Regions from separate parts of the Homo sapiens genome. Here region 1 is linked to region 2. Evidence: read pairs that join two places in POLR2A ChIA-PET (ENCODE). Cell type or tissue: PC-3. All regions are shown on one strand. Each heading gives the region's core, and the rest is flanking DNA. Links, peaks and the distances in the headings are about the cores only.

Region 1 (16,889 bases), core at 3,416-11,415, 57 kb before region 2:
AACATTGTGATGACTCAAATTTTATCAGTAAATATGGAAAAATAAGCTAAAGTTCTTGAGAAATTGCTATCTAATAAGTGATTATTTTATTTTTTTTCTAGTTTTAAAATAAAAAATCTTTACTATTTATTAGATTCACCAGTGTTTTATACTGGGGGTCCCCAACCTTTTTGGCACCAAGGACTGTTTCGTGGAAGATCATTTTCCACAGGGCAGGGTGGGGGAGGGGTGGTTTCAGGATTATTCAAGTGCATTGCATTTGTCGTGCACTTTATTTCTGTTATTATTACAGTATAATATATAATGAAATAATTATACAACTCACCATAATGTAGAATCAGTGGGAGCTCTGAACTTGTTTTCCTGCAACTAGACAGTCCCATCTGGGGGTGATGGGAGTCAGTGACAGATCATCAGGCACTAGATTCTCATAAGGAGCACATAAGCTAGATCCCTCACATGCACAATTCACAATAGGGTTCGCACTCTAATGAGAATCTAATGCCGCCAGTTATCTGACAGGAGGTGGAGGTCAGACAGTAATTTGAGCAATGAGGAGTGGCTGTAAATACAGATGAAGCTTCACTTGCACATCTGGCACTCACCTCCTGCTGTGTGGCCCAGTTCCTAACAGGCCATGGATTTGTATCCGTCCATGTCTGAGGGGTTGGGGACCCTTGTTTTATACAATTCTAATTGTGTCATTGAATTTCTTTTTTCTTTTTTCTCATTGTTAGGAGGCTAAAAACAAACTTGTCTTGTGCAGATTCGTCGTCTTTACCACCAAATTTTTGTCATGGTATCTTGTCTTTTTTTTACGTCTTTCTAAACTGCCTTAATCCTTGTAAGGGAATAGGTAAGGTGTAAATATAATTAATAAGGTGCAAGGAAATGTTATTAGAAAGAAATTAGATTGTTATTTGAAAACATACAGAGCCTAAATGTAAGAGAAATGTCCTAAGCAAAACTTATTAACAGGAAATTTACTGAATTGGAAAGTACTCTTGATTTTATGACTAATATGAATTGAGGTATTCTTATAGACACTCAGAGATTCCTGTACACATGTTACTTGTGTTTTTCCAAAACTATATACGTATAGTCTTTTTACAAATAAACAGTGGCCACCAAGAAAAATTACAGCAGTACACATAAGACATACCGTATACATGATACTCAACTTTGTCTATATCCTTTGTGTTCAAGTTTCTAGAAATTTTCATCTTTGTAAGGATATCATGTGAGTGTGCTCAAGGTTTGTTCTAAGAATCTAGCTGAGCACAGTGGCTCATGCCTGTAATCACAATACCTTGAGAGTCTGAGGCAAAAGGAACATTTGAGCCCAGGAGTTCAAGACCAGCCTGGGCAACATAGGGAGACCCCCATCTCTATTAATTTAAAAAAAAAAATTACCTGGACATGGTGGCATGCATCTTTGGTCCCAGCTACTTGGGAGGCTGAAGCAAGAGGATCAAGAGGATCACTTGAGCCTGGAAGGTCGAGGTTGCAGGGAGCCACAGTCATGACTCTGCACTCCAGCCTTGGTGATACAGCGAGACCATGTCTTTAAAAAAATAAAATAAGAATCTATACACAATTCATGGAATGATGTTGTTTTATAGTTTTACTGTATATTTGTTTCTGTCATAACTTCCAATATCCCAAAAACTTTTTAATTATTTTTATTCAAGACATACATACAGAAGCAGGCCAGGCACAGTGGCTGATGCCTGTAATCCCAACATTTTTGGAAGCCACGATGGGTGGGTTACTTGAGCTCAACAGTTTGATGCTACAGTGAGCTATGATCATGCCACTGCACTGCAGCCTGGGCAACTATTTAAGAAAAAAAGAGAGAGAGAGAGAAGCAGAAATTCAAAGGACACTTTTTGAAATGCACTTAATGTAAAGGCTGCTTTGCATGGTTAATTTATTCCTATTAAAGGAATACTACATTCCTGCCACTTTTCTAGGTGGTGAATTTATAGCAGCGACCAGGTAAATATTGCTGTCCTCAGGGTGCTTACCTTTCAGTGGGTAATGCTTTAAACAAAATATCTAGTATATTAGATGGTAATAAGAACCTTGGAGAAAAATAAAACAGAAAAGAGTGTTCAGGTCTAGCATGAAAGGTTACACTTTCAAATCTGATCATTAGGGAAAGTCTCACCCAAGACAGTGATGTTTAAAAATATTTCAAGAAGCAAGTTGTGCACATATTAGGGAGAAAAACAATCAGTGAATAAATAGCAAGTATAAAGTCTCTATGCCAGGAGCATAGCATGTTTAAGGAATAGCCAGGAGATTAATATGGCTAGAGTAAAATGAGCAATGGGAAAAGTAAGTAGGAGATATAATTACACTGGGAAAGAGTCTAGGGGCATATTAAATAAGACTTTATAGGTCATTATAAAGACTTTGTTGTTTTTGTTTTGTTTTGACTCTGAATGAGATCAAAAGCCTTTAGAGGGTTTTGTGCAGACGAGAAACATAACATGACTTATATTTTAGTAGGGTTATTCTCACTGTTATATGGACAAAACTGAATGGGGCAAAGATAGAAATAGGGAGATCACTTTGGAGGTCATTGCAATAATCCAGTGGGAGATATGATGACTTGGACTAGAGAATTAGCAATGGAGGTGTTAAGATACAATCAGGCTCTGGATATAGTGTGTAGGTAGATTTAATAGAAATTGCTGTTGAATTGAAGAATAGTTTACGAGAGAAATGAGTCAAGGGTGGAAGCTTCATTAACTAAGAGAGGGTAAATGGGGATAATTTGGTCTAGTTTTGTATAAATTATGGGGAAAGTCTTGGTCTCATAGTTTAGCATTCCATAGTACGTTCTCCATAGTGTATAAGTGATAGGTTTTACTAATTTAATAATTTTTTTGTCTCAAACTTGTGACTTAGACTTTGATAAACTTCTGTTTATGATAGATGGATTTTTAATTGATTTTATTGTTTGTATTTTATAATGGATTTTAAGGCATATTAGTGAAAACACAACTTAAAATTTATTTTCTTACCTTACTAACATTCCAAAAAAGGAACATATACTGTATAATGTTTTTTTGTCTCACTAATATATTCGTATCCCTCTTCCCCCTTCTTGGCAAACTTGTCTGAAAGTATACTGTTGCATGTTATGTCATGGATGTACCGGAGCATGTGTGTAAAATACATGTCATAAATGGAAGCAGCTGGTTTCCTATGCAGTTAAGAGAAGAAATGCATACAGCTGAGCTCTTCAAACTTCAGAACTCATTGGATTCAGTTTCTATCCTGTGTAAGCATGCTATGATTTCAAATAGTACAAATGTATAACAAGTTACCTTAATAGCTTAAAAAATTATTTTGTTTCGATAGTTGAACTACTAAATCTGTTTTATTCTCTTTCCCTCTGCCTTCAGTCCCTACTTACCTATCCTACCTCTTGAAAAGAACATTACACCTATAGTCTTAGTTTTAAATTCGAATCTGAAAAGGCCTTGGCAAGAGTTGGGAAAAAGTTATCATCTCAAAGGGAAAAGCTGAATTCATACACAGGAACTGCAGGATTACTCTGGCGTTTTACTAGTCCCTTGCAGCACTCGCAAGTCCCATAAATACCTAATGGAAAAACAGCAGAAAATGAGATCTGCAGCAGCCTTTTGAGATCAAATTTATGTTGCTGAACATTTTTTTGAGGTTGAGTGTAAAGGTCAAAAGAAAGTGGGTAGATTAAAGTTGCTGATTTTTGCAAACTTAAGGCCATTTTTAAAGGTTTCTCTTTCTGTAGCAAGAAAATTTCAAGATAAATGGCTTTGCTTCATTAGCTGAAATGTCATGTCTTCCTTTAATATCTGTTACCTGAGACATTTAGTGATTTAGTGGTATTTATATACAACAAATAAAAATCTCAATCCACTTTAACAAATCTAGATAAATTTATGAAATTGCAGATCTTTCCAAGAACAGCATGATGATAAATTAATGTATATATACATGTTTGTATTGCCATGTATATATGTATCTTAAATGACATATTTTAGATGTTTTTGTATGATACAGAAGGAAAAGATAATAATCAAAGTTTTGTATTTTTAAAGTATAGGTTATTGATCCAGCAGTGTAATTATAACCATCTTTTTTTAAAATTATTTCTTATATTAAACTATTACAATGAAGATAAATGACCTCAAAGAAAAGATCGTGCATGTAATAGCATTAAAACAAAATTCATGGATGCTTTTAATGGTCTCTTACCTTTTGAACAACATTTTAACACGTTGTTACTGGTGCAAGCCTATATCTAAGAAACTGTGAGTTACTAGGGTACTGCAGACTTGATGCAATGAAGAACAATAAACTGCCATTTCTGGACATCTCTATCCTGAGTTGATAGTACAGAAAGCCACCACATATGTTAACGTGAAGTTATAGATTATTTATATCTCCAGGGCTTGCTTCGTGTCTTTGATTTCGTAGTTCAGATTGCCCAGTTATTAGTACTTAGAATTCAAAAGAATAAGATAAAAAATTTTTACTTAATACATTCATTTCTGCATCACAATAAAGAGTTTTCATGGAAATTATCCAGATAATTTCATAGTAGAATAATATATGAAATGAAATCTTTTCTTTTTTATGGTAGTTGATAATTAATAGTAAATCTATTCAGTTTATCTCTAAGAAGTCAGATTATGGGAGACTTGTCTCTATTTTTCTCTATTTAATTTTCCCAAAAAAATTCATAAGGAAAATATTAATTTTCATTTAAATCTCTATATTAAACATTAAGTGATCTTTTTATGCCTTGGAATCACAATGAATATAAATGTTATTTTTATTGTAGTTGATTTTGCAGTTTCAATTCATTTCTATTAAATATTTTAATAAACATTTTTATGAAACTAGGTAGAGGTCACAAATCTCATTAGTCACTGACAGCCAATTCTCAAACCCAGGTCTTTTCCTGTATACCACATTTCCTCATTAGTTCTCACTACACTGTATGGCTATTTCCGCCTCTTAACTTTTTATATTTTATTACACTCTTAAAGTACAACTGTACTTCTCTTCTCAAGTGCCCTTTTCTATTCAGTAAGGGTCCCAGGTGAGCAATGATTCTGACTGGGGAAGAGGGAGAAGATGGTGTTGTAGCAAGTAGTATTAAAAGGCCCTTAGGAAGGTAGATAGATGTATAATTTTGTCTCTTTCTTCTCACTGTTTTCGTAAAGACAAAGGCTATGCCTTAACTTTTTTGCCATTCTTATTTTTGAGACTACCCATTAGGGATTGTTTTTGATGTTGTTGAGATGAAGTATTTGGTGAAGCCAAAACCTCCTTGACTTTTATAGTTTTAATAAGTTTGTGCTCTCCAAACCTTCATAAAGTAATGTCTAGTGATCCTTTCAGATATGGCATGCTGTCATGTCAGCTTTAAATAATTGTTAATGGCATGATTTTTAACATTTTACCTAGTTAGAATCAGTAAAATTTATTATATATACTCTTTGCTGATCAGTAGAGCCTCTTATGAAGGAGTCAGTATGATGTGCTGGATAGAGCATTAGATGGCAAATTGGGCCTCAGATATTATTAGGCATAGTTTTGCCACTAATTTGTATAATGTGCAAGTTTAATAACCTTTCTGGGCCTACAGTTCTCCTCTTCTGAAATGGAAAGATGAATAGGTTATCTCTAAAGTCTATCCAGATCTAAAGATCTATTTTATTATAGAAAACTTTTAATCATACACACAAAGATAGAATAAAAATAAATGGCATTATGAATCCCTGTGTATTCATTACCTGTCCTCATATGTTATCAATAGTAACCCCTTAGTATCTTCTAATACCTAGTTCATATTAAAATTTCAATTAAAGTATCTAGTCCATATTAAAATATCATCTCAGTAATAATAGTTTCTAGTTGCTTTGTTTTGTTCAAATTATAATCTAGACAAGGGGTGTGTGTGTATGTGCATGTGTGGGTGTGTGTGTGTGAGAGAGAGAGATCTAGTTGTGTTTTTAAGACTTATGGTCAAAAATACATATCATAAAATTTCCCACTTTAGGCTGTACATGGTGGCTCACACCTGTAATCCCAGCACTCTGGGAGACCAAGGCAGGAGGATTGCTTGAGCCCAGGAATTTGAGAACAGCCTGAGCAATGTTGCAAAACCCCATCCCTACAAAAAATTATGAAAATTAGCCGGGCATGATAGTGCGCACTTGTAGTCTGAGCTACTCGGGAGGCTAAGGTGAGAAAATCACCTGAGCCCAGGAGTTTGATGCTGCGGTGAACTGTGATTGCACCACTGCACTCCAGCCTGGGTGATAGAGTGAGCCCTTGTCTCAAAAGAAAAATATTTTTTAACCTTTTAATTTATTTTTTAGAGATAGGGTCTCACTGTGTCACCCAGAACTGGAGTGTAGTAGTGCATAGCATAGCTCACTGTAACCTTGAACTCCTGGGGCTCGAGTGATCCTCCTACTTCAGCCTCCAGAGTAGCTAGGACTACAGGCACACACCACCTCACCCAGCTCATTTTAAAAATTTTTTGTAGAGCTGGGGTTTTGCCATGTTGCCCAGGCTGTTCTCAAACTCCTGGCCTCAAGTGATCCTCCTATCTTGGCCTCCCAAAATGCTGGGATTATAGGCATAAGCCACCGTGCCCAGTCTATCTTAACCATTTTTAAGTGTAAAGTACAGTAATGTTAATTGTATGCACATTGTGTGCAATAGATTTCTTGTACAAACACCTTGCAAAACGGAAACTCTGTAGCCATTGAACAGTAATTCCCCTTTGCCCCCTTCATACAGCCCCAGGCAACCACCATTCCACTCTGATTCCGTGAATTTGACTATTTTAGATATTTCATGTAAGTAGGATCATGGTTTATGGCTGGCTTTTTATGGCTGGCTTATTTCACTTCCCTTACCATGATGTCCTCAAGGTTCATCCATCTTGTAGCATATGACAGGATTTCCTTCTCTCTTTTTTTTAGGCCAAGTAATATTCCATTTTGTATATATACCACCTTTTTTTTTTTTTTTTTTGAGATGGAGTCTTGCTGTGTCACCCAGGCTGGAATGCAATGGCGCAATCTGAGCTCACTGCAACCTCTGCCTCCTGGATTTGAGCAATTCTCCTGCCTCAGCCTCCGGAGTAGCTGGGACTACAGGTGCGCGCAACCACACCTGACTAATTTTTATATCTTTAGTGGAGACAGGGTTTCACCACATTGGCCAGGCTGGTCTCGAACTCCTGACCTCAGGTGATCCGCCTTCCTTGGCCTCCCAAAGTTCTAGGATTACAGGTGTGAGCCACCGCGCCCAGCCACATTTTCTTTATACATTCATCTGCTGATGGACATTTAGATTGCTTCCACTTCTTTGCTATTTTGAATAATTCTGCGATGAATATGGGTGTGCAAATATCTCATCAACATCTTGTTTTCAGATCTTTTGGATATATTTCCAGAAGTGAGATTGCTGGCATTTTTAATTTTTTGAGGATACTTCATAGTGTTTTCATAGTGGCTTTGTCATCTAACATTGTCAGCAATAGTGCACAAGCGTTTCAATTTCTCCACATTCTGTATCTTCTTTGAAAAATATCTATTCAAGCCCTTTGACAATTTTTCATTTGGATTCTTTCGGGGGTGAGGTGTTGTGGAGTTCCTTATATATTCTGAATATTGATCCCTTATTGGATATATGGTTTGTAACTATTTTCTCTCACTTCATAAGTTGCCTTTTTACTCTGTTGTTTCCTTTGCTGTGCAATAGTTTGTAAGTTTGGTAGTCCCATTTGTCTTATTTTTCCTTTTGTTGCCCATGCTTTTGGTGTCTTATCTAAGAAATTATTACCAAATTCATTGCTGTGAAACTTTTTTCTCCAGTGTTTTCTTCTTGGAGTTGTGTAGTTTTAGGTTTTAAATTTAATTGTTTAATTCATTTTGAGTTTATTTTTATATACACAATAAGGTAAGGGTCTAACTTTATTCTTTTGCATGTGGATATCCTGTTTTTCCCACCACCATTTCTCAAAGAAACTATCCTGTATGCATTATCAGTACTATACTTTTTCTTTTTTTTTTTTTTTTTGAGATAGATTCTCACTCTGTTGCCCAGGCTGGAGTGCAGTGGTATGATCTCTGCTCACTGCAAGCTCCGCCTCCCAGGTTCACGCCATTCTCCTGCCTCAGCCTCCCAAGTAGCTGGGACTACAAGCACCTGCCACCACGCCTGGCTAATTTTTTCAGTTTTTAGTAGAGACTGGGTTTCACCATGTTAGCCAGGATGGTCTCGATCTCCTGACCTCGTGATCCACCTGCCTCAGCCTCCCAAAGTTCTGGGATTACAGGCTTGAGCCACCATGCCTGGCCTATCAGTACTATACTGTTTTGATTGCTGTTGCTTTGTGTAATATGTTTTGAAATCAGGAACTCTGAGGCCTCTATCTTTGTTTTTCTTTCTTGAGATTGTTATGGTATTTGGGGGCCTTTGCAGTTTTATATGAATTTTAGAATTTTTTTCTATATCTGCAAAAAAATGTCATTGGGATTTGTATAGGAATTGCATGTGCAAAGGAATCTGTACATTCCTTTCAGTAGTATGGATATTTTAACAGTATTAAGTTCCAATCCATGAACACAGGACGTCTTTTCATTTATTGGTGTCTTCTTTAATTTCTTTCATCAATGTTTTGTGGTTTTCAATGTAAAAATCTTGTGCCTCCTTGGTTACTCATAAGTATTTTATTCATTTTTAATGCTATTATTAATATATTTGTTTTCTTAATTTTCTTTTTGGGTTGTTCATTGTTAGTATTTTCAAACACAATTAATTGTTTTATGTTTATTTTGTGTCCTGCAACTTTGCTGAATTTATTTATTCCTCCTAATAGGTTTTTTTGTATGTGCAGTCTCTAGGCTTTTTATACATACAAGATTGTGTTATCTAAAGAAATAATTCTACTTCTCTGTTTCCAACTTGTATGCCTCCTATTTCCTCTTTCCTTTCTTTCTTTCTTTAGCTGACTGCTCTGGATACAACTTCCAGCACTACTGTGTTGGGCCTGGTGGTATGCTCCTGTAGTCCTACATACTTGGAAGGCTAAGGCAGGAGAATCACGAGTTCAGGAGTTCAAGGTTACAGTGAGCTGTGGTCATACCACTGCACTCCAGTCTGGGTGATAGAGCAAGATCCCGTCGGTAAAAAAAAGTGGCAAGGGGGGCATCCTTGCTTTATTCATTGTCTTTGAGGGAAAGCTTTCTGTTTTTTACCATCGAGTATTATATTACCCATCGGCTTTTCATATACAGTCTTTATTGGGTTGAGGTGATTTCCTCTGTGCCTTTTTTTTATTTAATTATAAAAAGATGTTGAATTTTGCCAAATAGTTTTTCTGCATCAATAGAGATGTCATCTAGTTGTGATGTCTGATAAGATTCTTCTTTCTGTAAGTCATTTTCCTCCCCTCCACTCCATTTTTTAGCTTTCCTTTGGTTTGTCAGAGAAGCCAGGTCTTACATTTGTCTCATATAATGTTCTACAAGGTTCAGTGCTTCCTTTTGTAGTGTTGTTCCTCTATCACCTAATTTCCTAATAAGACCTAGAAATGCATTGTCGTCTGGTAGCTACTAGCTACATGTGGCTCTTTACCTGTACATTTTTAAAAATTAAAGTTTAAAATTTTCAGCCATTGTAGCCACTTATCAAGTGCTCATATAGCCAAATAGGGGTAGTGGCTACCATATTGGATAGTGAAAAGGAACATTTCCATCATCGCAGAAAGTGGTCTCATATAAAGAACTGATATGACAGTGTTTTTTCCATACTCTATTTTGTCTTTTTCCACATGCCAGCTATCTCAACACCATTTGGGGCTATTTTTAGATGTCATAATTTTAGCCAATACTAATGGGTATTTATTGATATCTCATTGTGGCTATTTTTTCATCAATAGTTTTTTGTTTGTTTTGGGGGGCAGATTTTGTTTGTTTGTTTTCATTTTTTTGAGATAGGGTCTCACTCTGCCACCCAGGCTGGAAGACAGTGATGTGATCATGGCTCACCGCAACCTTGAACTACTGGGCTCAGGTGATTCTCCCACTTCAACCTCCTGAGTAGCTGGGACTGCAGGTGTGCACCACCATGCCTAATATAAATATATATATATACACACACATACATATACACACAGACACACACACACACACACACACACATATAGAGAGAGAGCCACTGTGCCTGGCCTAAATAGTTTTATTTTGAAATAATTTTAGATTTATAGAAATGTTCTAAGATAGTAAAAATAAGTTCCATGTACTCTTCACCTAGCTTCTCCTAATATTAACACCTTAAATAACTGTAGGATCTTCATCAAAGCTAAATTAACATTGGTACAATACCATTAACTAAACTACAGGTTTATTTTCCCAGTTTCTTAAGTAATGTCCTTTTTCTGTTCCAGGATCTGTTGGAGGATACTACTTGACATTTCATTGTCATGTTGCTCTGTCTTGCCTTCTCTTTTGTGGCCTTGACACTTATGAAGAGTAGAGGTCAGATAGTTTGTAGGATATCTTTCAATTTGAGTTTATCTGTTGTTTCCTTGTAATTAGACTGAAATTATGGGGTTTTGAGAATACCACCACTGAGGTGATTTTGCTTTCCCAATGTATCACATCAAGGTGTACGTAGTATCAATCTGTTACTGTTAGTGTGAACCTTGAACATCAAGTTAAGGTGGTGTCCATTGGGTTTCTCCATTGTCTATTTGTTCCTTTCCATATACAGTTCATTAGAAATGAATCACTAAATCCACCCCACACTTGGGGGTGGGGGGGTAAATACAAAATGAATAGTGTTTAGAAACCTCATAGAGGAAGGATATAGCCACCACAGTAATTAATAAATATTAGTGGAGAGATATTATGAAATTATGCAAATATTCTAGTTTTTTAAAGTTTTACCCACTGATTTATAGCATTTATTAGTGGATATTGCCTATACCAATTACAACTATGGTGTTCTAATGGTGATTTTCTATTTCCCTCATTTATTCTATATTTAATAATTCAAATTCTTTAAGGAAGATTTGTCTCTTTGCTTCCATTTTTAATATTCTTTAATTTTTTTTTCGAGATGGGTTCTCACTCTATATCTCAGGTTGGAGTGCAGTGGTGTGATCGTGACTCACTGCTGCCTCAACCTTCTGGGCTCAAGTGATCTACCTGAGTAGCTAGGACTATAGGCATGTGCCACCACGCCCAATTAACTAATTCTTTTTTTAAGAGGCAGGGCCTCACTGTGTTACCGAGCCTAGTCTCAAATGCCTGAACTCAAGTGATCTTCCCTCCTCAGCCTCCCAAAGTGCTGAGATCACATGTGTGACCCACCACACCTACTCTGTATTCGTTTTTTACAAATTCAGTAGTCTTTTCTTTTCTTTCTTTCTTTTCTTTTCCTTTATTTTCTTTCTTTCTTTTTCTCTCCCCCTTTCCTCTCCTTTCCTTCCCTTCCCTTCCCTTTCTTTCCTTTCTTTCCTTTCTCTCCTTTCTCCCTCCCCTCCCCTCATTCTCTCTGTGTCATCCAGGCTGGAGTGCAGTGGCGAGATCATGGCTCGCTGAAACCTCAGCATCCTGGGCTTAATTGATCTCCCACCTTAGGCTCCCATGTGTGTGGGGGTGTGTGTGTGTGTTTGCATGTGTATGTAGATGGAATTTCACTGTGTTGCCCAGGCTGGTCTTGAACCTTCTAGGCTCAAGCAATCCTCACAACTCGCCCTTCCAAAGTGCTGGAATTACAGGCCTGAGCCACTACACCTGGTTTGTTTCCATTTTTCATAAATTCTGCCTGGTGCGGAGGCTCACGCCTGTAATCCCAGCACTTTGGGAGGCTGAGGTAGGCAGATCATGAGGTCAGGAGATCGAGACCATTCTGACCAACATGGTGAAACCCCGTCTCTACTAAAAATACAAAATTAACTGGGCGTGGTGGCACGCACCTGTAATCCCAGCTACTTGGGAGGCTGAAGCAGGAGAATCGCTTGAACCCGGGAGGCAGAGGTTTCAGTGAGCCGAGTTCACGCCACTGCACTCCAGCTTGACAACAGAGCAAGACTCCATCTCAAAAAAACAAAAAACAAAGCAAACAAAAAAAAACAAAACAAAAAACCCTTAATTGTCATTTATATCAATAGGGCTCATGGATATTTATTTAGTTCTTTGGGTTATAATCTAAAACTGTGTCACTTTTACTACTCAAATTCGAGATTTAACTATTGAGAGCTTTGTCACATTGGCTTCTGTATCATTGTGACAGACCTGTCATCTTTTTATTACTTTCTTACTTTCTGGCACTACAAGATCATCTAGACTTTCTGTACCCCAGCTTGTTTCTCCAAGGATCACTGGTTCACTTTATCAAAGAGAAGGACCAGGCATGGTGACTCAATTCTCTAATCCTAACACTTTGGGATGCTGAGACAGAAGGATCACATGAGGCCAGGAGTTTGAGACCAGCCTGGACAATGTAGTAAGACCCCCATCTCTTAAAAAAAAAAATTAGCCAGGCATAGTGACATGTGCCTGAGACCTAGCTACTTGGGAGGTTTAGGCAGGAGAATTGCATGAGCCCAGGAGGTTGAGCCTGTGTGAGCCATGATCATGACACTGCACTCCAGCCTAGGTGACAGAGCAAGGCCCTGTCTCTAAACAGAGAAAGAGAGAGAAAGAGAGAGCGAAGAGAGAAAGAGAGAAATAAAAGAAGAAAAGAGAGAGAGGGAGAAAGAGAAAGAAAAGAAAGAAGAGAAGAGAGAAAAAGGAGGGAGAGGGAGGGAGGGAGGGAAGGTAGGTGGGAAGGTGTTTCAAAACCAGCATCTGAGCACTGTTTTCTCGTAAGCTACTGGCAGTAATTGCTTCTAGGTTCTCTCAGCAGATAGAATTAGGAAATATGCTTATGTCTGCTAACTCATGTATACATAGACACACATTGTATTTAATCCTGTTACCTATGTGTGTTTATAATATATATAAAATCGTGAGTTTATAATGGTATCTCTTACTCTAATTCAGTACCACAGAGTTCATGCTAGCATTTCCCTTTGACTTATTTTAACTTCCTTCTCTGATAGTGAGAAAGCTGGCTCTGATTATTTGACATGTATTTACTTATTTATGCAAACCTAGTATACATATAAAGTCGTTTAAAAATTGCTGGCTGGGTACAGTGGCTCATGCCTGTAATCTCAGCACTTTGGGAGGCTGAGGCGGGCAGATCACCTGAAGTCGGGAGTTCGAGAGCAGCCTTACCAACATGGAGAAACTGCGTCTCTAACAAAAATACAAAATTAGCCGGGCGTAGTGACACATGCTGTAATCCCAGCTACTCGGGAGGCTGAGGCAAGAGAATTGCTTGAACCTGGGAGGCAGAGGTTGCAGTGAGTCAAGATCGTGCCACTGCACTCCAGCCTGCGTAACAAGAGCAAAACTCCATCTCAAAAAAAAAAAAAATTGCTGAATCATACCTCTGTGATAAACCAATTTACCAGAATACAATGCTTATATATAGTTCTTTTTGTCTTTAGCACTATAGTATGTAAAGGAAATACTGTTGGCTACAGTTATTTAGGGTCTTTTCATTCCCACCACTTTCAGTAAGTTTATTTCATACATATTTAATACATTTAGACTAATTTATCACAGTTTGCATTCCATCTTGGGTTCCCTTAACATCCTAATTGATATTTTTAAATTAGTATTTGCTGAAAGAAACCTAAAATATTGCTCCTTTACGGTAGTTGGTCCCTTCCACCTGCCAACCATGGGAAAAGTTAATCTGTTTTTCATCTCTGTAGTTTGGCATTTTCTAGAATGTCACATACATGAAATTATAAAATATGTAGACTAGTGGTTCTGGCTTTTTTTTACTTAGCAAAATTCATTTAAGATTCATTCTTATTGTGTGAATCAAGTTTGTGTTTAGTATGTAAAATATATAGTTTAAACCAGATATTTTGGGGCTGATTTCTGTTATTGTATGGTATGCTTTCTGTACTATGAGGATTTTTTAATTTGTTTCTATCTTTTGCCATATCCTCCCACTTTGGTTTGTGTGTATGTTTCTTCCAATAATTTGTGAGACTTGTATTTTTATTCAAGTGACCACATTTAGATCTGTAACTTCATGTAACATGATTAAGATTTTTTTATTTAAAAAAAGGTCTTTTGAGACATGGTCTCACTTTGTTGCCTAGGCTGGAGTACAGTGGCATGATCTCAGCTTACTGCAGCTGCAACTTCCCAGGCACAAGCGATCCTCCCACCTCAGCCTCCCGAGTAGCTGGGTTTACGGGTGCATGCCACCAGGACTGGCTGTTGTTTTACAATATGTTTTTAGAGATAGGGTTTTTCCATGTTGCCCAGGCTGGTCTCAAACTCCTAGGCTCACGTGATCTACCTGCCTTAGCCTCCCAAAGTACTGAGATTACAGTAGTGCACCACTGCACCTAGCCAAGATTTTTTAAAAGATAATAAGTATTCTTTTTCGGGGAATTCTTCATTCTCTTTTCCTAGAAGATTTTTCTTTCCCTTAGTGTTTTTAAGAATACTTAGACCTCAATTACATGATTTATCAGCTTTTCAGGATCTCCTTGACCCCTGGCTATAAAAGATGAGGAAATCTTTCTTACCCTCATAGTCTCACACCTTCCCTCTCCCAATTACTCTATTTTGTATATTTGTTCCCGAGATTTATAACATTTATATTGTTCTGTAACCAAACATATTCTCCTCCCTCCTGCAAATTTTTGATCTTATTCATAACAGTTAAAAGGCAATAAACAGAATCAATGTTTATAGCTAAGCCTTTCATAATAGTCATTTTATCTCTTGGTTTGCTGAGGTTTGTTCTGGTGGTTTCTTCAGAAAGTCACATAGAAACTATATTTCCCAAATTATTTTATGTTCTAAATTTTGTCTCTTCATTTATACTTACATGGTAGTTTGACCAGATACAAAATTAACTAGGCTATCTTTCCTTGAGGAGGTAATAGACATTGCTCTTTTATTATAGGGTTTTTTGGTTTGTTTGCTTTAATGAGATAGGGTCTCACTTTGTTGTCTATGCTGATCTCCAACTCCTGGCTTCAACCAATTCTACTGCCTCAGCCTCCCAAAGCACTGGGATTATAGGCATTAGCCACTATACCCAGCCTATCTTAGAACTGTATTTATTTATTTCTAGAGACAGTGTTTCATTATCACTCCCAGGCTAGAGTGCAGTGGAGCCATCACAGCTCATTGCAGCCTCAACCTCCTAGGATTAAATGATCCTCCTGCCTCAGCCTCCTGAGTGTCAGGGACTCCAGGCATGTGCCACCACACCTAGCTAATTTTTAAAAAAAATTTTCATAGAGATGAGTGTCAGTCTGTTGCCCAGGCTTGTCTTGAAGTCCTGGCCCCAAGCAGTCCTCCCACCTTGGCCTCCCATAATGCTGGGATTAAAGACATGAGTGACCACACCCAGCAATTCTTTAAATGATACTTTGAAGAACCTGAGCACGCACATATATTTCTTCCCTCTTTGTTAGTAACTCTCAGTTCCTTATCTAGCTTTATTTTTCTGTCACCTGGTGTATATATTCCTTGGATTATTTGTTTGCTGTCATCTCCATCTATAGAATGCAACTATCAATAGTAAAGGGATTTGGTCTGATTTGTTCTCTGTTGAATTCCAAATAGCTTGTTAGTGTTTAATACTTAGCATATAGCTAATACACATTTATTGAATTAATAAGGTCAGAATTCATGATTCTGCCCCATTCTCCATCCTTATAAGTACTTTGATGGGTTTGATTGCTTACAAAAGGATTCGTTTCACATTTTGAATTCCCGTGCCTTTACTCAGATATGTCTTGGTCTTCACTACTGTGTGTCAGTGTTGTGCTCTTTCCAACTATATTTTTCTGTGCTATTTCTAGAAAGTTCTTCCACATGTATCTTTTTTTAAAAAATATTTTTTTGAGACAGGGTCTTACTCTGTCTCCCAGGCTGGAGTGCAGTGGCATGATCTCTGCCCACTGCGACCTCTGCCTCCTGGTCTCAAGTGATCCTCCCACCTCAACTTCCCAAGTAGCTGGAACCACAGGCACGTACCACCACACCTATCTAGTTTTTGTATTTTTTGTAAAGACGTGGTTTCACCAGTTGCCCAGGCTGGTCTCAACACCCGGGACTAAGCAGAGCTCACCTCGGCCTCCAAAAGTGCTAGGATTACAGGCATGACCCATCGTGCCCAGCCTCACATATCTTTATATTAGGATTGCAGCTTCTGTTTTCTACTATTCCCACTGGCCTGGTTTATCATTCTCTATCTCTTTTAGCCACTTTGTTTTTTGTTGGTTTTTTTTTTTTTTTCATTTTTTTTCTCCCTACCCCTCTCTTTTAGCCACTTTGAATTGGTTTGTTTTAGTGTCTCTTTGCCATACAGCAGAGAATTTTCTTTTGCTTCCTGAGGCAATCTGAATATACTTTCATGTCAATAAGCTGCTGATATATTTGGCCTCAAACCTGTCATGTTATTCTATAATTACTAAATATATATGTATACTGTTTTTCTGTGTGATTTATTATCTCTGCTGTTTTTAAATTTTTTATTCTGGCATTTTGGAAAGGTTTATATTTCTTTTCTAGCCATTAGCTTTTCTTTTAAGTGTGCTTTTTATGGTGGCCTTAATCCCCATTTTTCTTATAACATTCTACTCTCCAATCAGTTTTAAATGATATCCTTTGATTCTCACCTATTATCTATACAACAGTGATTTTATTCTGCATTTTTCTCTCACTTCTTTGTTTTAAAATTGTATTACTTCTACTTTGTCAGAATAT
Region 2 (16,889 bases), core at 3,522-11,521:
TGGACCCAAATAGATTAAAATCTACTGTTTCAAATATTTCAAAATAATATCATATATTCTTCCCTATTATATTCTGATCAGAATATTGTTCTCAGTAAAAACAAAGTCTTTTTTTTTTCTATATCACCATGTATCCACAGTTGATTAATTATAGTCATGGTTATTTTACATAGGTTTATTTCCTTTTGAATTAATATAGACTTATACTTCCAAGAGTTATAAATAACTGAAATTTACATAGTTGTGTATGCACACATACACATACACATACCCCTATTCCTCACATAATTGGTAATAGAAATAATGAAAAGAGGTTGTGTTCTTAGGCAAGGACAATTTAAAAGAACCCCAAATGATTACCTTGAATTAAGGTAAACACTGGTAAAAAAAAAAAGAGCAAAAAGGGCAATTTTTTCCTTTAGTATATTAAACAATGTTGTTTCTAACATTCCCTCACGTTTAGACTACTCTGAAAAATCCTTAGAGTGGTTGTGTAATGTGTTTAAGTTTTTTCGATTTCCAAGCATTAAGTCTGGCTCCACTAAAACGGTTGTTTGGTTCTATTTTAGTCTGTCCCTATCTGTCCTACTGCTACCACTTTGTGTTGTTTTGTTTTCTGTTATAATGAATACAACAGTCCCACTTCATTCTCAGTTCTAATTAACGTTATCCAGCCTCTAAGTGTTAGCATCTACTTTGCTTTTGGTTATAGGATCAACGATAAACAGCTAACTGTTGTGCAGACTGAAATCCCTAATTAGTAAAGCACAAGATTTTATTGGTTATATATTTTTCTAAACTATAGACTTGATTTTGTTGCAAACCTTACATGTAGAAAAAAAATTTTGTAATGGCACTGTTTTTATTTTTGGTGATACTATAGTCTGGAACATGTGGCCCAGCAAAGGTTATAAATCTAGCAAGAAAAATTATGGATGGCATCAATTTTAACAGTCTTTGCGATCTAACAGAGCATAAACCCCAAATTGTTTAAATACTAAATATTTACTTAAAGAAAAACAAGAGATCATTCAAAAATAGAATTTAAATAGTGAATTTGCCTTTTATTTAAAAGTTGACAAGTTTTGTATATTTATAAAATTAACAAAATTGACATCATACTATCCATATCACAAGACTCTTGTGTTGTATTTTAAAGGAAAACACACACACAGCATACATACATTTGGATTGGGGCCAGATTTAGACTCCAGGGGCACAGTGTTCTGTACCTTAAATTACAATCAGATGTATTTTAGCACAGATCAAATTTTCAGTCTGAAGTTGGTGAGAAGCCTAATTATTTGACCAGGTTACTATTTATGTAGACCATTCTGTGGCTGGCTGTGGTTAATCCACAGCTGGCAGAATGCTAGCTATGGGAGGTTTTTATTTGATGCTGGAACAGTTTGGGGAGAAATAGAGGGGGAAAGCTTTAAAATCTTCTCATTAAATGAAAGACTAAAAAGCAAGACAGTACATCCATATTACTATGGAGACAAGATGCTGTATAAACTGTTCGTTTTAATTCTCCAAGTGACAGAAATAGCAAAGCAGCAGCTTGGATGCTCATAGTTTGCAAGTGATAGGATACTTGGTTAAAAAAGAAAGATAAAAACATTTAAAAATAATAACTAAGACTAAGATTTGTTGCCTCTTAGAACACTTGAATATTGGTAAAGAATTAATGGATTCAATTTTTAAATGATGAGAAATATTGTTATTATACAAAAACATTTTGTATTTCACTAAACATACTAAAACATTTAGAATTTCACTAGCAGTACTTTAAAGTGATAAGAGGCAGTTGTAGGGGAGAAAAAGTAACATATTTTCCTCATCCATCGCAAGGGTCATGACTGAACCCTCTGTAACGAAACAGATTAACAAGAGAAAAGCATAATTTATTTAACAAAGTTTTACATGACACAGGAGCCTTCAGAAATTAAGACCCAAAGACCAGCAAAAACTGTATTTTTATGCGAAGTCTGATGAAAGACATGGATAGTTGTAGAGAAACATTAGACAAAAGGGGTATGATCTAATGGTAATAAACCTAGGGTTGAAGGATGTGGAAGCCAGCAAGTCCTGTCTGTTAGATTATTCTTGGCCACCAGGTATAGGACAGGACCCCTTTGGAAAAGGGTTTTATGGCCAGCTTTCACACAGAAAGGTGGGAGAAGGTCAGAGTGACCTTGCTTCTGCGGGTTTTCTCAATTGCTAGGGGGCCATATTTTGGGGTATTGTATTCTGGGCCCTGACACAATTATAGTAGACGATTCTCTCTTAACGTCTCAGAATATGTATAAAGGCAATAAACCCTTCCTTAAAAGATGGACCCCAATACACATGGCTCCTGCCACTAAATTAATTTTTTTAGTCTTCTTATTGTAGTCTATTTGAAATTTGAAAGTAATATTTTAAAAGATTTTTTTTTCTTTTTAAACTTTTCAGAGTTTGCATTATGGAAATCGTTGGTCCCTCAGTTATAAGTGAATATCTCAGTAGCATTTTTGTAACTTTTAACAGAAGTTTCTTTTATATTTTCAAGGTTATTTCTTCCATTTATAAGCCAGTTCTTCTCCCCTTCTAGTTTCCAGTGCTCCCACTTCCTCTAGTTCTTTGCTCTAATTATCCTCTCTCCCTTGCCTCTTCATTCTTCTATTTCTCCAATAGATCCTTTTCTTTGAAAAGCAAAATCTTTCCAACTTTCCCTGCCCTTAAAAGCAAATCTCTTCTTTCCTCCCTTCCCTGCCCACCCTTCCCCGCAAAAAAGCGTTTGTGCCTTTTCCTCCTCTTATTATCTGCTCAAATTAGCAACATATCTGGAGTCATATGAATCCAGGCTTCATCACATGTAAGCTGTGTGTCCTAAGAAACATCTCTTAACTTCTCTATCTTGCTTTATTTATCAAAAGAAACTAATATGTCCACCTCATAGGTTTGATGTAAGGAAAAAACAATAACTGAGTTGCTGTATAGTATAGTGCCTGGGACACAATAATTACTCATTACATTTCAGATGGTTTTATTATCATTACTGATGAAGCTTTGAAAATAATTATTCTTACCTTACTTTCTCACCATTCCTTTTTTAACAACTACTTCTACCATCATACTAAGTGCTTTCTGTTAATCATCAAATCTTATGACTTTTACTCATTCCTTTCTTTCTCTACTTCCCCATAGCACCTTCTTAAAATTTCCCTTGCTTAGTTTCTCCACCATCACTTCTCCTCTCCTCATTTGGCCTCCTCTTGTTTTCTCCTTTTCCTTTTTTATTTCCTCTAATTTTTGTTCTCCATTTTTTCCTTCGTCGTCTTTTGTTCTGTGTTCTCTGCCTTGGGAATTACACCACCTCTTTGACCTCACCTCTTTCATGACCTTTCCTCTAAGTCCAACTTTCTGGTAGATACTTAGAGATCCCTTAGAACCTCAACTGTAGTATGACCACAACTAAACACTCTTTACCATCTAAGCCAGATCTTATTCTGGAATTTTCCACTTTTATTAATGGTAGAACCAGATTCAAAAATCTCAATCATCTTTTGACTCTTTTCTTCTTTGCCTTCCACATCTTAAACAATTGCCAAGTCCTGTATGTAGTACTCCTAATATGGTTTTCTTTTACACAGCCAAATGTAGACATTTATTAACTGTTGCTGAATTGTTGCTGCCCAGGTTAACTTTGCTTTAAATTTTCCCATAAGCTTGTTATTCCTTCCTTTCACGGAAATATTCATTACCCATGATCCACCCCTACCCCTCTTGCACATTGCCCACCAAATAGATTCCTACCCTGCCATCCAAGGCCCTTTGTATTCTTAACTTCGCCGACCTTTTCAAGTCTCTATTATTGCCCTTTGTGTATTCCTTTACTTGTTTGTGCACCATCCAAACTAATTTCCTGTATATACATGTATGTCTTTGCTTATGCTTTCCTCTAGAAAGCATGAATATGTTTTAATAAGACTTTCATTAATATTAAAGCTGTACATAAATAGCATTTTAAATGCAGCTTTCCTGACATGAAATTTTAAAGAAATTTAAAGAAAATTTTAAAGAAAAATTAAATATTTTTCTTTTGCATTACTGCATTCTTTTCTCATTATTTGAAAATTCTAATTCAGAATCTTCCTCAAAAATCAATTTAGATATTTCTTAAGGTAACAAGTTATGATTGATTGATTGATTGATATAGAGACAAGGTCTCCGTGTATTTCCCAGGCTGGAGTGCAGTGGTGTCATCTCGGCTCACTTCAACCTCCACCACCTGGGCTATAGCAATCCTCCCGTCTCAGTCTCATGAGTAGCTGGGACCACAGGCACACACCAACACACCCAGCTAATTTTTGAAATTTTTGTAGAGACAGAGTTCCGCCATGTTGCCCAAGCTGGTTTGGAACTCCTAGACTCAAGTGATTGGCCCACCTTGGCCTCCCAAAGTGCTGGAATTCCAGGTGTGATTCATTGTACCCAGCCAGAAGTTATGATCTTAATTAACAGATTATTTTAAAGTCACTTATAAGAATACAAACTCAGCCAGGCTCAGTGGTGTGCACCTGTAATCCCAGCTACTTGGAGGGCTGAGGTAGGAGGATTGCTTTATCCCAGGAGTTCAGGACCAGCCTGGGCAATATAGTGAAACCTTATCTCAAAAAATATATATTCCAAACTGTTTGTAAGAAGCTAAAAGGATTCAGTTTGCCTTCATAGTACAATTTCCCTAATTCGAATGTAATTATTGTCTTGAATGAGACCTTTCAAACATTTTTTCTTTCATGAATTTCCAGAATTCTTTAGTATTGAGCATATAAACCTAGTATGAAATAAGTAATGCTTTATTCTCTGAAGTAATGGCATGTATCAAGCATATGGTACTCATATGATCAAATATCCTTCCAGTCAAATGTTGCTATTTTCTGCCTTGCATCTTATAATTGTATTTTATATACTTTTGTATTTTGTATAGGTTTCTTTTATTCTCACTGAGAGTGACTGTGGAGATGGTATTTCTAATTTTCCCTCCTTTTTTCTTCATCCAGGGCTTTTTTCTTACAGTTTCCCCAGAGTCAGTATTAAAGGTGGCTCACCATGCTTCTGAAAACAACAGGATTTTCACTTTGAATCTATCTGCACCGTTTATTAGCCAGTTCTACAAGGAATCATTGATGAAAGTTATGCCTTATGTTGATATACTTTTTGGAAATGAGACAGTGAGTTACCTTTCCTTTTTCAAAAGAACCTGGGGGTTTTTTGTTTGTTTATTTCTGATGTGTGTATATATGTTTAGAAATATATAAATTAAATCCTAAATTTTTGTGTAAATGTCCTTGAGAATTGTGCAACAAAATTGCCTCAATGTCAACTGCTCTCAGTATTTTCAATATTTCCTTCAGTATATACTAACTTCTTTCTTAGTGAAGCATTTATTTATTTATTTTTATATTTTTATTTTTTTGAGGTGGAGTTTCCCTCTTTTCATCCAGGCTGGAGTATAATGGCATGATCTTGGCTCACTACAACCTCTCCTTCCCGGGTTCAAGCAGTTCTCCTGCCTCAGCCTCCTAAGTAGCTGGGGTTATAGGCGCATGCCACCATGCCCAGCTAAATTTTGTGTTTTTAGTAGAGACAGGGTTTCACCATGTTGGCCAGGCTGGTCACGAACTCCTGACCTCAGGTGATCTGATCGCCTCAGCCTCCCAAAGTGCTAGGATTACAGGTATGAGCCACTGTGCCCGGCCCAACATTTATTTTTTTAAGGTGTTTGACGTTTGATTTACTTATAGTAAGAGTCATCCTTTTTACTGTAATTTCTGTGAGTTTTTACAGATGGATACCTGTCCTGTTACTATGACCACAATCAGGATAAAAAAGCACATTCATCACTTTTTTAAGTCTCTTCAGAGTCTAAGTCCATTTGATATTTGTTTAATAAATTATGAGTAAATTTTGATATATTACATTTATATTTCTTTATTAATAATATTTTTAAAATATTGTCTGTTATAGTTGAAGGTGATAAAATGGAATTTCATCTCAACAAGTACAGTTTTTTCTTTCTACCAAGAATGTATTTTCTTCCATTCTAAATTATGGAAATGCTTATTTACTTAAATGCTTATTTACTTTGATTGCTTGTTTACTGTTTATACCTCTTATTTACTGTTTATACCTCTTTAAAAATCCATGAAAGAGGAAAAAATCCTTCAGTGTGTCTTCCTATGACTTGGCCATGTCACTTGATGGTTTAATGTATACAATGAAGGTATTGTATTAATCATCCCAGAAGTTCATTCTGATTCTAATTCCATAGTTCTAACATAGTTTGAATATATTCATCAATTTTATATCTAATAACTGCCATCTGCCTAGAATAACATAAAAATTGACCTGGAAGTTTACGAGATCACCTGGGTAAAGATTAAAGGATGATCCATAGAAATAATATCACAGTGTATCTGCAAAGGTGATGGTTACATTGGTTATAAATGGTGACATTGGAAGGAAATGCTATATTCTTGATAATTCACAAATTGAGATACTGGCAAGAAATAGTGGTAATAGCCAAGTGCCATATAACTGCTAGAAGCCTAATTTGACTAAGATCTACCATTTAGTTTTTCCTTATTAACAGTTTTATTTTGTAAAGGGTAAAAGAAGTAAATGGGAAAAGTGCTATTCAAGCCTTTTGAATAACATTAAAGCATTGGTCTCAGTAGTCTTGAGAATCATTGGGAGAAGTTAACATTTGGTCTCAGAGTTCTAAATAGTCAAGAAAGATCAGACTGGCAGCACTTAAATAAGTTCTCTAGAGTTTAAGAGACAAATCTTAAAACTTTTAAAAAAGATAAATATGATTCCAAAGAGGCCGGGCACGGTGGCTCACGCCTGTGATCCCAGCACTTTGGGAGGCAGAGGCGGGTGGATCACGAGGTCAGGAGATTGAGACCATCCTGGCTAACACGGTGAAAGCCCGTCTCTACTTAAAATACAAAAAATGAGCCAGGCGTGGTGGCGAGTGCCTGTAGTCCCAGCTACTCGGGAGGCTGAGACAGGAGAATGGCGTGAACCCAGGAGGCGGAGCTTGCAGTGAGCCGAGATCGCGCCACTGCACTCCAGCCTGGACAGAGCGAGACTCCGTCTCAAAAAACAAACAAACAAAAAAAAAAAAACATAAATATGATTCCAAAGAATGAAACTTTGGAAGTAAAGAAAGCTTAGGGAGATTGAATGCCATAAAAAATGCTATTTGGACTTTATAGTCACAAATGATCTTAATTAAGGAGAGAATGTGGAGGGACCTTTTGAAAAAATATAGCAGAGCACGCAGAAAACTCTTTAATAAGAGCTCAAATTTGGAGGATAACGAGATAGCTGCCTCTGCCTTTGCCGGTGCAGTGAGAGCAGCTTCAGGAATCTTATGGCCTCTGAATATTTTGGCATCTTCAGCCTACCAAAACTGTGTCAAAAATGCCTCTCTTATTTCTGCATTGTCCACTGGACGTTTTAGTCATATTCAGACACCAGTTGTTTCCTCCACTCCCAGACTTACCACATCTGAGAGAAACCTGACATGTGGGCATACTTCAGCGATCCTTAATAGAGTGGCCCTCTTGCTTCCAAGTGTCTTGAAGCTGCCAGCCAGATCTCTAACATACGTCAGTACAGGAAAAGGCAAGAGAAGGATTGTGAAAGCTGTCATCTATAGGTTTCTTCGACTTCATTGTGGCCTTTGGATGAGAAGGGCTGGTTATAAGAAAAAATTATGGAAAAAGGCACCTGCAAGAAAAAAGCGATTGAGGGAATTTGTATTCGGCAATAAAACCCAGAGTAAACTCTTAAGATAAAATGACGACGTCCTTCTGGAAGAGGTGAAACTGGTATGTCCATGATCCTTATCAGAAGTGTCATGATCGAACAAACCTGAAAGTATAGATCAGAAGTTTCACTTGTTTCTCAGTTATTGAATATGTATCTTTGTGTACATATCTGCAAAAATGGATAAGTAAAAATCTCGATGTAAATTGTATCAATGAATATGTAAACATACAGTGACAACACTGAACTTATAAAAGTTTTAAAACTTAAAAAAAAAGCTCAAATTTGTAAAAGACATGTAAAAAGAAGGTGGAAAATGTATTTAGAATCAGGGAATGATGCTAAAAGTTTGGTAGAGACAAAAGAGAAAAGAAAGTCCCAAAAGTGGTTTAAGTTTGCAGCAGATGCTGATGATATCAAAACAATCTTCACTTAAAAAAAAAAAAAAGACTCCAAAGTACAAGCAACAAATGGAAAAAATAGATAAATTAGACATCATCAAAATTAACAATTTTTGGGCATCGAAGGACACTAACAAGAATGTGAAAAGACAACTAGTGGAATGGGAGTTAATATTTGCAAATCATATATCTGATAAAGGATTCATATTCAGAATATTTAACACAGTAACAACTCAACAATAAGCAAACTAACAACATAATTCAATAATGATCAAAGGAATTTAATAAACATTTATTCGAAGAAGATATACAGATGGCCAGTAAACACATGAAAAGATGCTCAACATAACCATTCAAGAAGTGCAAATCAAAACCAAAATTAGATACCACTTCACACCCATCAGAATGACAATTGTTTTAAAAAATGGAAATTAACAAGTATTGGTGAAGATGTGGAGAAATTGGAAACACTTGTGTATTGCTGGTGGGAATGTAAAATGGGAATGTAGAAGACAATTTGGTGGTTCCTCAAAATGTTAAACATAGAATTATTACCATATGATCTAGCAGTTCTACTTCTAGGTATATTACCCAAAATAACTGAAAGCAGGGACTCAGATAATTGTACACCAATGTCCATAGCAGCATTATTCACAATAGCTAAGATAGAAGCAAATCAAATATTCATCAACAGATGAATAAACAAAATTTCATGTATATATACAATGGAGTATTATTTAGCCTTAAATAAAATTTTGATACATGCTACAACATGAATGAATTTTGGAAATACTATGTTAAGTAAAATAAGCCAGACACATCAGACAATTATTGGATTTTCTAAGAAGAATTCCACTTACAAGAAGTATCTAGAATAGGCAAATTCATAGAGACACATAGTAGGATAGTGATTACCTGGGAGTGGGGTGGGGAGGAATGAGGCATTATTGTGTAATAAGTACAGAGCTTCTGTTTGGGATGATGAAAAAGTTCTGGAAATGGATAGTGGTGATAGTTGCGCCACACTGTGAATGTATTTAGTGCCAATGAATTGCATACTTAAAATGGAAAATTTTATCATATGTATAGTTTACCACAATTTTTTTGAAAAAGTTTTATTCTACAAATCAGTAAACTTAAAAGTTGGATCACAGCTTAGCATAGATTATTAAAGGAATTATTTTTCCCCACCTAGAAGAGGAAGTGGTAAAACTGTAAGCTGCTACGTGGCTGTAAGTCATGGGGCAAGAAAATCTTTTCTCTTTTGGTATGATTATTGTTCATTTGAATTCGCTTCAAGAGGTATTTATATAGTACCTAAGTACCTATTATGGCAGACCAATAAGCAGTGGATACATAGTATATTTTAGAACATCTGTCATTACGTGGACTATAGAATAATAAAGATTGGCTATAAGACAATTAGAGGTATTTGGTATTTTATTGAAGCAGTCTCAAAAGGTCTGTTGATAAATAAATTGATTTCTAGGGGTACGCCTCAGTGTTTACCCTGCCTTTGCTTAAGTAAACAGTGATTTAGATAAAGCTATATTTGCATATAATTCAAATGCAAATAATACAACACCTTAATACATACTAGGTAAGTTGAAGGTCAAAATCAGATTTTTTTAAATGTTAGTAGACTCTAAATATCAGTTGAGTGATGAAATTTAATAGGGATAATAAAAATTATATCGTATTTGATTATAAAAAGCAAGTAGAGTAAAATGCTTTATCCCTTTAATCTCATCATCCATTGTTTTTCTCCTTGAATACTATAGTGATAATGTTATCTTCAGTTTTCCAGGAAAAAAGAGACATTTTACTTCTAAAATGTGACGAAGGATAAAATATAGTTATCAGAGAATATACGTAGGATTCTTTAATATTTCCCCCCTCAAAAAAATAAAGTATACTGTGTTTAGTATAAATTTTTAAAATGTCAAAACTCAGCTAAAATCAAACACACTTGGCCCTTATTTTCTACATGTCACCTTCCTCTTGTCAGAGGATTGTACAGTAGTAATGATGATTTAAAACTTCTGATAGCCTCAATATTTAAAAAAAATAATACCTTGTCCACAAAGATTATTTCTTCACAGGCAATGATCAATGATCCCTGTGAGACAAGAAATAAATAAGATAAACCTGATGATTACCCCAGCTAACTCCTTGGAGATAATTTCCAGGCAACAGAAGAAAGGTAACTAAGGCCAAGCACAGTGGCTCACGCCTGTAATACCAGCACTTTGGGAGGCTGAAGCGAGTGGATCCTTTGAGGTCAGGAGTTCAAGACCAGCCTGGCCAACATGGTGAAACCCCCTCTCTACTAAAAATACAAAAAAGCCTGGCAGGGTGGTTGTGCGCCTGTAATCCCAGCTACTCGGGTGGCTGAGGCATGAGAATTACTTGAACCTGGGAAGCAGAGGTTGCAGCGAGCCAAAATTGCACCACTGCACTCCAGCCAGTGTGATTGAGACTCTGTCTCAAAAAGAAAAAAGAAGGGTATCTCAAGTAGACCCTTGCAGTCTCTTTTAATGAGGAGTTGGAGCCGGAAGTTCAAGGAGTCTAAGACAGCTAGTGTTTGTAAGTTAAAAGTACCAGAGAAGAAATAGCTGAATAGAGGGAGAACACAGGACATTTGCAGAATCCCAACAAGTCTTCAGCTGAGTATGAATCAGTGCATTTTTGTGAAGAAATTAAGGAAGACCACAAAAAGAACCACCTAAAAAGATTGTAGAAGACAATCCTCAGTGCACACATGAGGACCTATAACCATTCCTATCCTACTAGTCAGAGTGGATAACCTCGTAATTCACGAGGCTTCAAGTAGAGTATTAAAAGGAATTTTGTCTCATTAGCAGGTTAAAATCAGCTCTAGACTAGATGTTCTGGTCCCTCCTGTCAATATTATTACAATATATTTGACAACCTTTATGAAATGGACAAATTTGTTAAAAGACACAAAGTACTAAATCATACTCAAGAAGAAATAGAAAAAGTCTGTTTAGATTATTAAAGAAATTGAATTTGTAGTTAAAACCCTTGCTACAAAGAAACTTCAAAGGCTGAATTGCTTCAGTGTTTAATTCTTTTCTGTTTGTTTGTTTGTTTGTTTTGAGACAAGGTCTCACTCTCTCACCCAGGCTATAATACAATGGCACAATCATGTCTCACTGCAAGCTCAAACTCCTGGGTTCAAATGATCCTCCTACCTCAACCTCCCGAGAAGCTAGGACGACAGGTGCAAACCACCACAGCTGGCTAATTTTTAATTTTTGTAGAGAGGAGGTCTCGTTTTGTTGCCCAGGCTGGTTTCAACCTCCTGCACTGAAGCGAGTCCTTCTACCTCAGCCTCCCAAAGTGCTGGGATTACAAGCATGAGCCACTGCACTTGGCAGTGTTGAATTTTAACACAGATTTCAGAAAGATGTAGTACCAATTGTATACAAACTGTCCCAGAAAATTGAAGAGGGAGAAATATACCTATCTTATTTCATGAGGTCAGCATTACCTTCATACCAAAAACAAAGTATTGCAAGAAAACTACAGACCAATATCCCTCATAAACACAGATGTAAAAATTCTTCAAATAATTTTAGCACATCAAACCGAACAATATATTAAAAGAGTAATTCATCATGACTAGGAGTGTAGAATTGGTTTAGCATTTTGAAATCCATCAATGTAATTAAATATGTTAAGACTAAAAAGAAAAATCACATGATTATCCTAAAAGCTTTTGAAAAATCCAGACATCTATTTCTGTTAAAAGCCCTCGGAGGCTGGGCATGGTGGCTCATGCCTGCAATCCCAATAGGGATTGGTGAGGGTCAGGAGTTTGAGACCAGCCTGGCCAACATTGCAAAACCTCATCTCTACTAATAATACACAAAATAGCAGGGCATGTTGGTGGGCACCTGTAATTCCAGCTACTTGGGAGGCTGAGGCAGGAGAATCGCTTGAACTGGGGAGGCAGAGGTTGCAGTGAGCCAAGATCATGCCACCACACGCCAGCCTGGGCAACAGGGTGAAACTGTGTCAAAAAAAAAAAAAAAACCCTTGGAATAGTAGAAGCATGAAAAAATCCAGATTTAGAAAGAAGGAAGTAAAACTGTCTCTATTATCAAAAGCATGATCATCTTCATACAAAATCTGATGTCATCTTCAAAAAGCTATTAGAACTGGCTGGGCATAGTGCATCACGCCTGTAATCCCAGCACTTTGGGAGGCCGAGGCTGGTGGATCATTTGAGGTCAAGAGTTCTAGACCAGTGTGGCCAACATGGCAAAACCGCGTCTCTACTAAAAATACAAAAATTAGCTGGGCATGGTGGCACACGCCTGTAATTCCAGCTACTTGGGAGGCTGAGGCAGGAGAACCCGGGAGGCTGACCTGAGGCAGGAGAACCCAGGAGGCGGAGGTTGCGATGAGCCGAGATCATGCCACTGCACTCCAGTCTGGGCGACAGAGCAAGACTCTGTCTCAAAAAAAAAAAAAAAAAAAAAGCTATTAGAACTAAGTGACGTAGCAAGATTGTAGCATACAGAATAAAAAATTTAAATCTCAAATGTATTTTTCTATATTAGCAAGAAACAACCAGAAATTTAAAAATACGATTTCCAATACCATCAAAAAGTATAACAAAGTATTTACTTTGGGATAAACCAGACCAAAGATGTATACACTGAACACTACAAAACATTGTTGAAAAAATTTAAGAAGACCCAAATGGGAGATATATCATGTTCATAGATTAGAAGACTCTGTATTGTTAAATATAAATTCTACTCAAAATAATCTATAGTTTAGTGTAATTCAGTCAGAATTTCAGAAGTTTTTTTTAAAGTCAAGTTGATTCTAATATTTATATGGAAAAGCACTGGACTAGAGTAGCCAAACCAACGTGGATTTTAAAAACCAAATCAGAAGACCTTTACATGATTTGAAGACTTATTACAAAGCTACAGTAATCCAGACAATGTGGCATTGGTGTAATGATAGACAAATAGTCAATGGAACAGAAGGGAACGTCCAGAAATAGACCTAAATTTATTTTTCAACAATGTTTCAGAGGCTTTTTCATGGAGGAAGAAAACAGTCTTTTTGACAAGTCGTTCTGGAGCAATTAAATATCCATATCTAAAAACGCAAACTTCAACCCACGTAACAAACAACTGCACGGCTATTAGAATGTCTGAAAGTGTGACCATACCAAATATTGGTAAGGATATATGGAGCAGCTAGAATGTAAAATGGTACAACTACTTTGGAGAATGGTGTTCTTGTTTCTTACAAAGTTAAATATACATCCTCCAAATGACCTAGCTATCCCACTCCTAGATATTCACCCAGGACAGATGAAAGCATCTGTCCATGTAAAGACATACACAGGTGTTTATAGCAGCTTTATTTGTAATGGCCAAAGTCTGGAAAACAAACCAAACATCCACAACTAGTAACTGGTTAAACAAATTGTGATATTTCCATAGAATAGAATACTACTCAACTATAAAAGAATTGTACTATTGATAAGAAATGAACCAACAGCATAGAAGAATTTTAGAATACCTATGCTGAGTGTAAGATACTGTAAAGTACATTCTATATGATTCTATTTATATTCTAGAAAGTGCTAACAAATTTATGGTGATGGCAGATCCATTGTTGTCTGGGGACAGGGTTATGCTATGAGGCAGTGATCACAAACGGGCATGAGGAAACTTTTAGGAGTAATAGATGTGTTCCCATTGAGGTTGTGGTTGCAGTACTTTATACATACGTCAAGTTTTATCTAATTAAACACTTTTAGTTTGTGCAGATAATTGTATGTCAGTTATACCTCAGTAAAGCTATTAAAATGAATATATACTTTGATTCCATTTATATGTTTAAAAGTAGGAAACATTATTCTAAAGCCATTAAGTTCCAAAAATACACTGCTAAAATGAAGAAGTGCCAATTTGTTATTTTTTGATCACCATATATGAAACTTCTGTTATTTCCATGGAAGATCCCCTTATATTTAAGTAGCAATGTCAAGCCAGAGGAAGAGTGTTTTGATAGTCCTGGGTTCTAATCATGACAACTAAAAATTATCATAACCTACCATTGAATAATGCTTTAAAGTTAAAAAGGGTATTCACAAAAACCGTCATTTAATCTACAAGGCAATTCCATGTGTTTTTCTAATGCATGTAAAGTTTCAGCTTGGCTCATGGAATATATTCTCAATTTTTGTTAGGTAATGTTGGTAGTAGTTTTAGGAGTATTGATCATGTTATCTATTAAGTTTCACTTCACTTTAACTTGCTTTGATAACTCACACTCTTCATTCATTCCTGTTAAAACATAATGAATATAGTACCAAGTGCATGAGGGAAAACTCACAGCTATTGGGCTGCTCTCTGCTATACCACCTTACTTCTGTTCCAACAAAGTTATTTGCTTACAAAAGTTAATTATGTTTTTCCTAAACTTGGTGAAATTTGTGTTCATTATTTAATTATTTAACATTATATATTCTGATGAAATATGAATGCAAGTAGAATGAGAATTAGTTTAATGAGTTAAGGTTGGTTCCAAAACTAAATACATATGAGTTATTTTTAATGTTGCTATTGAATTGGATGTGGGCATGAAAAGTATAAAAGATTAAAGGCAGTAAAAAGCTGTAAACATCTGTATTCAGGAGTGCTTCATAGGTGTTTTTATGTTTTCTCTCTGCTTTAAAGAAGTTGAAACTAGGCCAGGAACCATAGCGCACACCTGTAATCCTAGCACTTTGGGAGGTTGAAGTGGGAGGATTGCTTGAGCAGAGGTGTTGGAAACCAGCCTGGGCAACATAGTTGGACCCCATCTCTCCAATTATTTTCTTAAAATTAGCCAGGCATGGTGGCACACACTTGTATTCCCAGCTATTCGGGAGGCTAAGGTGGGAGGATCGCTTGCACCTGGGAGGTTGAGGCTGCAGTGAGCTACGATCATGCAACTGCACTCCGGTCTGGGTAACAGAGTAAGACCCTGTCTAAAAATAAAATTTTTAAGAAAGTAAAATGAGAATTCATAAACTATGAATTCTAGATGTGGTTCTACAAGAAAAACTCTAGAATGTCAGTCTGTAGGCATGCTCAAAGGTTTTGACCCTATTTTTTTTTTTTTTTTTTTGAGACAGAGTCTTGCTCTTATTGCCTAGGCTGGAGTGCAGTGGCACCATCACAGCTCACTGCAACCTCCACTTCCCAGGTTCAAGCAATTCTCGTGTCTCAGCTTCCCGAGTAGCTGAGACTACAGGCGTGCACAACCATGCCTGGCTAATTTTTGTATTTTTAGTAGAGATGGGGTTTTGCCATGTTGGCCAGGCTGATTTTGAACTCCTGGCCTCAAGTGATTTTGAACTGCCCACCTCTGCCTCCCAAAGTGCTGAGATTACAGGTGTGAGCCCCCCACCCAGCTGACCCTATTTTAAATATTAGCAAATGATGTATCTTTATATATTAAAATAAAATGTTTAGATTATGAAAGCTATTTTTTGTTCCCTTAATTTAATCATCACTCTGATTTATTTATCAACTACTATTCCTTTTCCTCATCTGTAAATTGAGGGGATTTGCATAGAAATACTAGATAATCTTTTAAATTTTTTCTTAAAGCTTAAACATGTTATAAAACTGATGATTCATTTTTTTTCCACATTCTAAGATTAATACTGTTAGATTTTATTATAAATTAATAAAGTTCCTCTTTTAACATGTAAAATAATGCCTGACATTTCTTTTAGGTAGTTCTGATTTTTTATTATGAGTGTAGCCTTAACTGTAGTGCCTTTGAAGCTGAATTCTCCCCATTTGTGACCCCAGTATTCCTTTTTTGTTTAGTGAACCTAGGGGAAATGATATTTCTCTCCAAAAAATACCTGAAAATATTTGGTTAGACACGTGCTGGGACAAAAAGTGAAGTATCCACAGTAATACCATTGCTATGTTCTTGTGATATAACCAGATTATAATTACTAAATGATACAATTTACTTTCTTTTTTTAATTCTGGTAAAAAAAAAATACACAATATAAAATTTAGACCATTTTAACTATTTTTAAGTGTACAAATCAGTGGCATTAAGTACATTTGCAATGTTGTACAGCCATCACCACTATTCCTCTCCAGAACTTTTTTTTTTTTTAATCAACCCAAGCAGAAGCTCTGTACCCATTAAACAATAACTCACTATTTCCTGTTTCCTCCTTCCTCCTCACCCTTGGTAACTGTTTTACTGTCTATCTATGAATTTGCCTATTTTAGGTACCTCATACAAGTAGGATCATACAAAAGTTGTCTGACTTAATTTCACTTAGCATAATCTTTTTAAACTTCATCCATGTTATAGCATGTTATCAGAATTTCATCTTTTTTAAGGCTGAATAATATTTCATTGTATGTGTGAAATTTTGTTTTTTGCTTCATTTTGTTGATAGACATTTAATTTGTTTCCACCTTTGATTATTATGAACAATGCTACTGTGAATGTTAATGAACAAGTATCTGTTTGAGTTCCTGCTTTTAACTCTTTTGGATATATACCTAGATGTGGAACTGTTGGATCCACAACAGGTACACCATTTTACATTCCTACCATCAATACACAAGGGTTCCAATTTCTCCACCTCCT

The links. ChIA-PET counts read pairs that join two places held together with the same protein. Peaks named below come from ENCODE experiments on the same cell type or tissue, not always from the same donor. Only the 100,000 strongest peaks of a DNase experiment are listed, where the experiment ranks them.
Region 1: POLR2A ChIA-PET joins it to region 2 with 11 read pairs; 4 of 35 experiments call an interaction of 5 or more read pairs at or near these places.

What each region holds. Positions count from the first base shown.
Region 1 is chr10:74,462,993-74,479,881 of GRCh38, forward strand. All of the region lies in intron 6 of ADK (adenosine kinase), which reads left to right. Among named protein-coding and RNA genes, the nearest start is that of ADK-AS1, 58 kb to the right of the region's middle. In PC-3, for the core only: no CTCF peak of the experiment used is centred there; no DNase peak of the experiment used is centred there.
Region 2 is chr10:74,520,211-74,537,099 of GRCh38, forward strand. It overlaps ADK (adenosine kinase), which reads left to right. Exons shown (of 11, transcript NM_006721.4): 7 at 5,046-5,216. ADK-AS1 (ADK antisense RNA 1) reads right to left here and starts at 9,114. Exons shown (of 5, transcript NR_120673.1): 1 at 9,083-9,114; 2 at 7,556-7,782. It also overlaps the pseudogene MRPL35P3. In PC-3, for the core only: no CTCF peak of the experiment used is centred there; no DNase peak of the experiment used is centred there.